2 separate regions of the Homo sapiens genome follow, and region 2 is linked to region 1. A link is an interaction called in ENCODE POLR2A ChIA-PET data of the cell type or tissue named here. Cell type or tissue: CD4-positive, alpha-beta T cell. All regions are shown on one strand. Links, peaks and the distances in the headings refer to the core of each region. The heading gives the core; the rest is flanking DNA.

What was found. ChIA-PET counts read pairs that join two places held together with the same protein. Peaks named below come from ENCODE experiments on the same cell type or tissue, not always from the same donor. Only the 100,000 strongest peaks of a DNase experiment are listed, where the experiment ranks them.
Region 2: POLR2A ChIA-PET joins it to region 1 with 9 read pairs; 3 of 35 experiments call an interaction of 5 or more read pairs at or near these places.

The regions. Positions count from the first base shown.
Region 1 is chr10:63,345,745-63,349,056 of GRCh38, forward strand. The region is part of intron 2 of JMJD1C (jumonji domain containing 1C); the gene reads right to left. Among named protein-coding and RNA genes, the nearest start is that of MIR1296, 26 kb to the right of the region's middle. In CD4-positive, alpha-beta T cell, for the core only: no CTCF peak of the experiment used is centred there; no DNase peak of the experiment used is centred there.
Region 2 is chr10:63,701,246-63,705,368 of GRCh38, forward strand. No RefSeq gene overlaps it. Among named protein-coding and RNA genes, the nearest start is that of REEP3, 180 kb to the left of the region's middle. In CD4-positive, alpha-beta T cell, for the core only: no CTCF peak of the experiment used is centred there; a DNase peak (open chromatin) is centred at 2,026.

The DNA.
Region 1 (3,312 bases), core at 1-2,500:
CCTGAGTCTATGAATTTGCCCAAACTCAAAAAATTGTACATGGTAAAATAAATGAATTTTAGTGTACACACATTTTTATAAAACCAGTAATTTTTTTTTCCAGAAATCATACTCAAGTACTAAGTAAAGCACGGTCTTTAACTCAGTACTAATTAAAGGAGACAGGGAAAAAGGTACATACGGAATAAAAGGAAACAGACCCAACTCTTAACCGTGGTTAACTTTAAAAAAAATTAAAGATGATTTATTTTACTCCTTACGACTTTCTGTGTTTTTCACAAATCATGCAGCAGATATTTTTAAATCTTATAATCAGTAAATGGGGTCTCACTATCTTGCCCAGGCTGGAATGCAGTGGTGCAATTATAGAACACTACAGCCTTGAACTCCTGGCCTCAAGAGATTCTCCTAACTTAGTCACCCAAGTAGCTGGGACTACAGCTGTGTGCTACTCTGCCCACTGGGAAATGAATCATTTTTTTAAAGTGTGATTAGATACTACAAGATACAGAGATTTCTCTGAGTAGCTGAGAAGCAACTAAAATAAAGCCATGAAAAGGGGAAACATAAGATAAATGAAGAGGAGGCTCTAAAGCCTATGAGTGACACTAGTTTTGTTAAATCAAAATCTGGCCTGAAACAGCCCTAAAGCATACTTGGGTTCTTATGTATGAACTGCAACCTAACTTATTAGGTAAGCAAATTCTCACTTAGCAATATGCTTCTGTAACAATAGCTAAATCTCAGCCAACCACAGCAGCCATACTTCAACCACTCATGAATAACCAACTGTTCAAACCATGTTCATTTTGCCAAATAAAGCAAATAAACTATAACCAATTCACTTCTGTACCTCATATTTCCATTTTCTATACATCACTTTTCTTTTTCTGTCCGTAAATTCTCTAAGACCATGCAGCAGTACCACAGCCTCTCTGAATCTGCTCTAAGGGCTACCCAATTTGTGAATCATTTTTCCTTGCTCAGTTAAATTGTAAAATTTGTCTGAAAGTTTTTCTTTTAACAGTCTATTGGTCTATCTACTTGGCTACTATTTTTAAGAGACTTATCGTATCATTCAGTGTCATACCATAATTTAGCGCAACTAAAATATCATTTTAAAAGGCAGTTTTAAAGTTCATCTGCTAATGAGTAATACAGTTTTGGGAAAAAGTGAAAGTCCTAAAATTTCAGGACTTAGGTCCCCCTACACCCCCGGCCCTCCATGATACATATTTTCACACCAAAAGTAAAGTTGGCCCCTCAGGGATGACATTTTTAATGAGCTTTTACTATTCTGCAGTATAGAACAAATGAAAAGAATTTTTTTTTTTTTTTTTTTTTGAGACAGAGTCTCACTCTGTCACCCAGGCTGGAGTAGTGTCATGATCTCAGCTCACTGCAACCTCCACCTCCCAAGTTCAAGGAATTCTCCTGTCTCAGCCTCCCAAGTAGCTAAGATTACAGGTACCTGCCACCATGCTTGGCTAATTTTTGTATTTTTGTCAACTCCAACTTTATGCCTCCTTGTAAAAATTTTTCAATAAAGAAATTACGGGCCGGGTGTGGTGGCTCACGCCTGTAATCCCAGCACTTTGGGAGGCCGACGCGGGTGGATCACGAGGTCAGGAGTTCCAGACCAGCCTGCCCAGCATGGTGAAACCCCGACTCTAATAAAAAGACAAAAAAAATTAGCCAGGCATGGTGGCGCACGCCTGTAGTCCCAGCTACTTGGGAGGCTGAGGCAGGAGAATTGTTGAACCCAGCAGGTGGAAGTTGCAGTGAGCCAAGACTGCGCCACTGCACTCCAGCTTGGGCAACAGAGCGAGAGTCCATCTCAAAAAAAAAAAAAAAGAAAGAAAAGAAAAAGAAAAAAAGAAATTACAGGGCAGGCGTAGTGGCTCATGCCTGTAATCCCAGCACTTTGGGAGGCTGAGATGGGTAGATCACCTGAGATCAGGAGTTCAAGACCAGCTTGGCCAACGTGGTGAAACGCCCCCACCCTACTAAAAATACAAAAATCAGCCAGGCGTGGTGTGGGCACCTGTAATCCCAGCTACTCCGGCGGCGGAGGCAGGAGAATCTCTTCAACCCAGGGGGTGGAAGTTGCAGTGAGCTGAGATTGCACCACTGCCCTCCAGCCTAGGCAACAGAGCAAGACTCCATCTCAAAACAAGAGAAATTACCGCTGGGTGCAATAGATCATGCCTATAATCCCAGCATTTTGGAAGGCTAAGGCAGGCAGATCACTTGAGGTCAGGAGTTCGAGATCAGCCTGGACAACATGGTGAAATCCACCTCCACTTACTAAAAATACAAAAATTAGCCAGGTGTGGTGGCGCATGCTTGCAATCCCAGCTACTTGGTGGGAGGATCGCTTGAAACCAGGAGGCAGAGGTTGCAGTGAGCTGGGATCGCGCCATTGTACTCCAGCCTGGGGGACAGAGCGAGACTTCATCTCAAAAAAAAAAAAAAAAAGGCATTCAAATGTCATCAAGACATCAAAAAGTCCTGGCATTTGACCAGGGCAGATATCTTAAGCAGGTATCACTGAGTCAACTCTGAGAATTGATAAAGTCATCTCTCCAATCCATGAGACTATGAAGATATACTGGCTATCTGAACTAAAACTGGCTCTCAGTTTACACCATGACTAACAAGAAAGCTTTACATAATCCAGAGATATGATTCATTTCTACAAATAGTTTACTTGGTTAAATATAATGACATTGGGTCAGGATAGCTTAATCCTAGGTCTGCCATTCACAAACAGTAAATCCATATGCAGGTCGCCTATCTCATGAGTCAAGTCACCTTATCTGCAAAATGGAGATAATAAGGATGTTGTGAAGATTCAGGATGTTGTGATAAATTCATACAAAGGTGACTGATACTGTTTGGATGTCTGTCCTCTCCAAATCTCATATTGAAATTTGATCCCCATTGTTAGAGGTGGGGTCTAATTGGAGGTGTTTGGGTCATGGGGACGTATCCTTTGAATGGCTTGGTGTCCTTTTCAAGATAATGGGTGAGTTCTCACTCTATTAGTTCCCAGGAAAACTGATCACTAAAGAGAGTCTGGGCGGTGGCTCATGCCTGTAATCCCAGCACTTTGGGAGGCCAAGGCGGGTGGATCACCTCAGGTCAGGAGTTTGGGATCAGCCTGGCCAACATGGTGAAACCCCGTCTCTACTAAAAATACAAAAATTAGCCAGGCGTGGTGGCAGGTGCCTGTAATCCTAGCTACTTGGGAGGCAGAGGCAGGAGAATCACTTGAATCCAGAAGTCAGAGGTTGCAGTGAGCTGAGATCA
Region 2 (4,123 bases), core at 834-3,333, 360 kb after region 1:
TTTATATATGTATATGATTATGTGTTTGTATATATAAATATAGATATAGATATAGATATAGATATAGATATAGATATCTTTTTTCTCCTGTACCAGTATATATTTCCTTGGCTTCAATAATTGGCATTTTTTTTTTTTTGAGATGGAGTCTCGCACTGTCACCCAGGCTGGAGTGCAGTGGCACAATCTTGGCTCAATGCAACCTCTGCCTCCTGGGTTCAAGCAATTCTCCTGCCTCAGCCTCCCAAGGTAGCTGAGATTACAGGTGCCCACCACCACACCTGGCTAATTTTTGTATTTTTAGTAGAGACAAGGTTTCCCCATGTTGGCCAGGCTGGTCTTGAACTCCTGACATCAAGTGTTCCACCTGCCTTGGCCTCCCAAAGTGCTGGGATTACAGGTATGAGCCACCGCACCTCGCCGGCAATTTTTATATAATGTTTTTCATTTTTATGCTGGAGCCCACCTCACTTTTTCCAAGTCCTTCTTACATGTTGCTCATTATAAGGCCCTTATGAAGAATTTGAAAGTGGAAAGTGTTCTTCCAGGTCATCTCTGATCTAACCCCTTATTTTATGTTGAGAAAACAAAGGCCCAGAGAGTTTAAAATGTCACTGCCGGTCATAGCCAAGGGTGAGCTAGAACTGATGCGTCTCAATTTCCAGCCCAATGACTGTTTCTCTGCTATAGCACAGTAATATTTATGGACATATCACATAAAACATATCTATTTATATAAGTATAAGCATAAGAATATTTATGTTTGGTTTACATTCTCTTACAGAAAGGTAGAGAAATTCAGGTATATATTTTTTCTCTTGAATGTCTTAGAGATTTGCATCTTTATGAATATTATTCATTGGTTGAAGAAAACATTGCTAAGTAAGTAGAAGATATGTATCCTGTTTCTTTAGAAGCCTATTTCATGCTGTGCCAAGGGGATAGAGTACAAGTGCTGGTTAATAATTTATAGTATATATTCATCTCCATTCCTCTTTGACTAAAATATTAATTCCCCATTGATCATCATTATTTGCTTTTTGCCCAGGCAATATGCAATGTGCAGAGAGTTTGATGAAAGGGTTATTTCCTAATCTCATCATGCCCCCTGTGCTCTGCCAGTAATTTACTGACTTTATTTACTTGTGGTAATGAGCACACCACGTAGAGTGTGCCAGCTGCTGGGATTGTCCTGGGTGCCTTCTTTCTAAGGCAGGATGATGTAAAAAGCACAGATGTTTTTCTAATTTAGCATCTGCAGCATGTGCTTGCATTTATATTACATTTTTCATGGAACAATGCAGGTGAATATATAATATAAAAAACCACACTGGGTGCAGTGGTGTGCGCCTGTAGTCCCAGCTACTCAGGAGGGTGAAGCCCAAGGATCCTTTGAGCCCAGATGCTTGAGACCAGTGTCTACAACATAGCAAAACCCCATCTCTAAAAAAATAAAAATAAAAAATCTCAGCTTGATTTAATAAAATGAGTTTATTTAAAATATCTCGAGAAGTGTTTGGAGGGTGTATGTGTATTTAGGCTTGTTTAAAAAAACAACAGGTCCTGGAAGATGGGGCATAGAACATTTGGTTTAATGGCTTAGAAATTGTATAATTCTAGAATTTGTATAATTTTTGTATATATAGATATTTTTGTATATATGCTTACACTGTGTGTACTATATATATATATATATAATTTGTGTAATTTTTCATAATTTATAATCCAGGCAACAGAAGAAATCTAGTATGTAAGCCATCCTTTACTATATATGCTAAAGGAGAGAGGCTTTTTATATTTGAATTGGTAACAAGGAAGTCAATCTGCAAATCATTCTTTGTTTATGTGAAGTGCAGTTTTCAACTTGTATTTGTCTAAGAATATCTGCCTTTCCAAAATGTGAGCATTTCCACTAGACTGTGAAGCCATGGGGGTAACTGATGAAGGAGGAACTAGCTCTTGTCCCACTTCCTCTTTGGGCTACTAGTTCATTCCCTTTCTATGCCTTGCTGAGTTGGGAATTGATTGCATCATCCTCACACCAGTAGACCTATGGGCTAGCTCCTCTCGCCCCTTCTCTTTCTGACTTTCATCTCTGCCTTCCTCTTTTTAAAAAATATAAACATTTCTGCTTTCATCTTCTCCCACTACCTCTTTAAAACCTTCTGCTAATATAAATGAACTCAAGAACTGCAAGAGCTCTTGGCACACTGAGTTTATGGGCTGCACCGCATGTCCATCACATACTCGTATTTTTTTCATAGTTGAGCCAATGGTATGACAACCATGGGGTGTTTGGTTGCTTATAACACACTTCAAGGACAGTGGATTCATATTACGATTGCTCTTGCTCAGATGGTGGCCCAGTTCTTCCTGAGGTAAATCTGTTTGAAGAGTCATCTAAGCAATTCCTGCATATTGGGGGCGAGGAGGAGACAGTCTTTGTGTTCTAGGCTCGAATATCGTAACTGCCCTACTTGGCAAGTCACCATTTAATATATCAATTCTTCATGTATATATGTATCAATTAGGATCTAGCAAAGAAATCAGAAACCACTTTAAGTATTTACAAGAGAAGAAATTCAATTTGGGTACAGGAATTGTTTACACAGGTGCTGGAGAAGCTGGAAGCCAAACGGGTTTATCAACAGAAAAAGAAGTGAAAGAGGTAAGGCCCCAGGAGCCAGGGTCAGCTGGCAGTGGCTAGAACCACGGCAGGCCTGCCCAGCAGGAGCTGAAGCCAGAGAAGGGACCTGTCTGTCACCTGAGAAACCATCCAAGGTGGAGGAGCTGTGGCTTCAGGCTTCTTCCCACTCCTCATCTCCTCTACACTCCCAAGCCTGCGCCTCACATTGCCCAATCACAGAGGGCAGCCAGTGACACTGGAGCTCAGGAAAGGCAACCTGTTGAGGTCAGCTCCTCGTTGAAGAACATATAGATCGGAGCTGGATGGTCAGTGAGGCGGGAGGGGAGGCATAGGAAATGGAAAGGAGAAGAATGGGTCATATTGTGAAGAGGCTCAAGACACACATAAAAGTCACCATCTGACCCTGAGTCTCTTGATCCCCATTACTGGTGAAATCTGAGTGCAGGTTTAGGAATCCAAGTGGGCAAGGATCACGAATCTGAAGGTTTTCCAGAGGCTCCCTGTGGTTCTTGGAGTACCTGTTTAAGCTCCCTTCTCTTTAGGACTTTCTGGTTTTTCTCCTCTTGCCAACTGCCTACACCACTACTTCCTTGTTTAAACTTTCCCTGCCATCACTGGTCAGAATTATATGGGTTTACCAGGGAAAACCTGAAACCTTCTTCAGCTAGCTCACAGCCTTGGTTGAAGGTTAGATTAATCAAGTCAAGGATGTTGATGTCTTCACAAGTGTTGCTTAAGCCTTAGAGGTGGGATCAGGTCTTCTTCAAACACCTGCACAGGAAATGATCCCTGAGTGCTATGCTGGGCTTTTTGCTCCACTGTCAAGCGCTCATCACATACCACCAAATATTTTAATTATGTGTTTAATGTCTTTGCAATTCTACTAAAATGTAGATTTCTTGAGGATAAAGCCTGTACCCTATGGAACTTTACATCCCAGAACACTGTGCTACTCAAATATTAGGTATTGAAGTTTTTGATCAATCGAGAGGTAGAGATCCATCAAACAGAAAAGATAAGCTCTAATCTCTGTGGTTTTGGGTAAATTAGTCTAAAGTCTCTGAGCCTTATTTTAATGATTTTTAAGATAGGATTTTAAAGCATTCTTCTGTGACCTGTTGTTTCAAGTACAACACAAGTAACTAGAGGGCAAGGACAATATCTTATGTTTTTATGTAGAGCATCTAGCACATTGTCCTGCACAAATAAGATGCTCAGTACATGTTTAGTGAGGAGCGCAAATAAGATGCTCAGTACATGTTTAGTGAAGAAAAATTGAAAACAAGATTGGCCAACCTGCAATGTGGATAAGCCTTTTTTTTTTTTTTTTTTTTTTTTTTGAGACAGAGTCTCACTCAGTTGACCAGGCTGGTGAAGTGCAGTGGTGCGATCTTGGCTCACTGCAACCTCCACCTCCTGGGTTCAAGCGATTCTCCTGCCTCGGCCTCCTGAGTAGCTGGGATTAGAGGCACATGC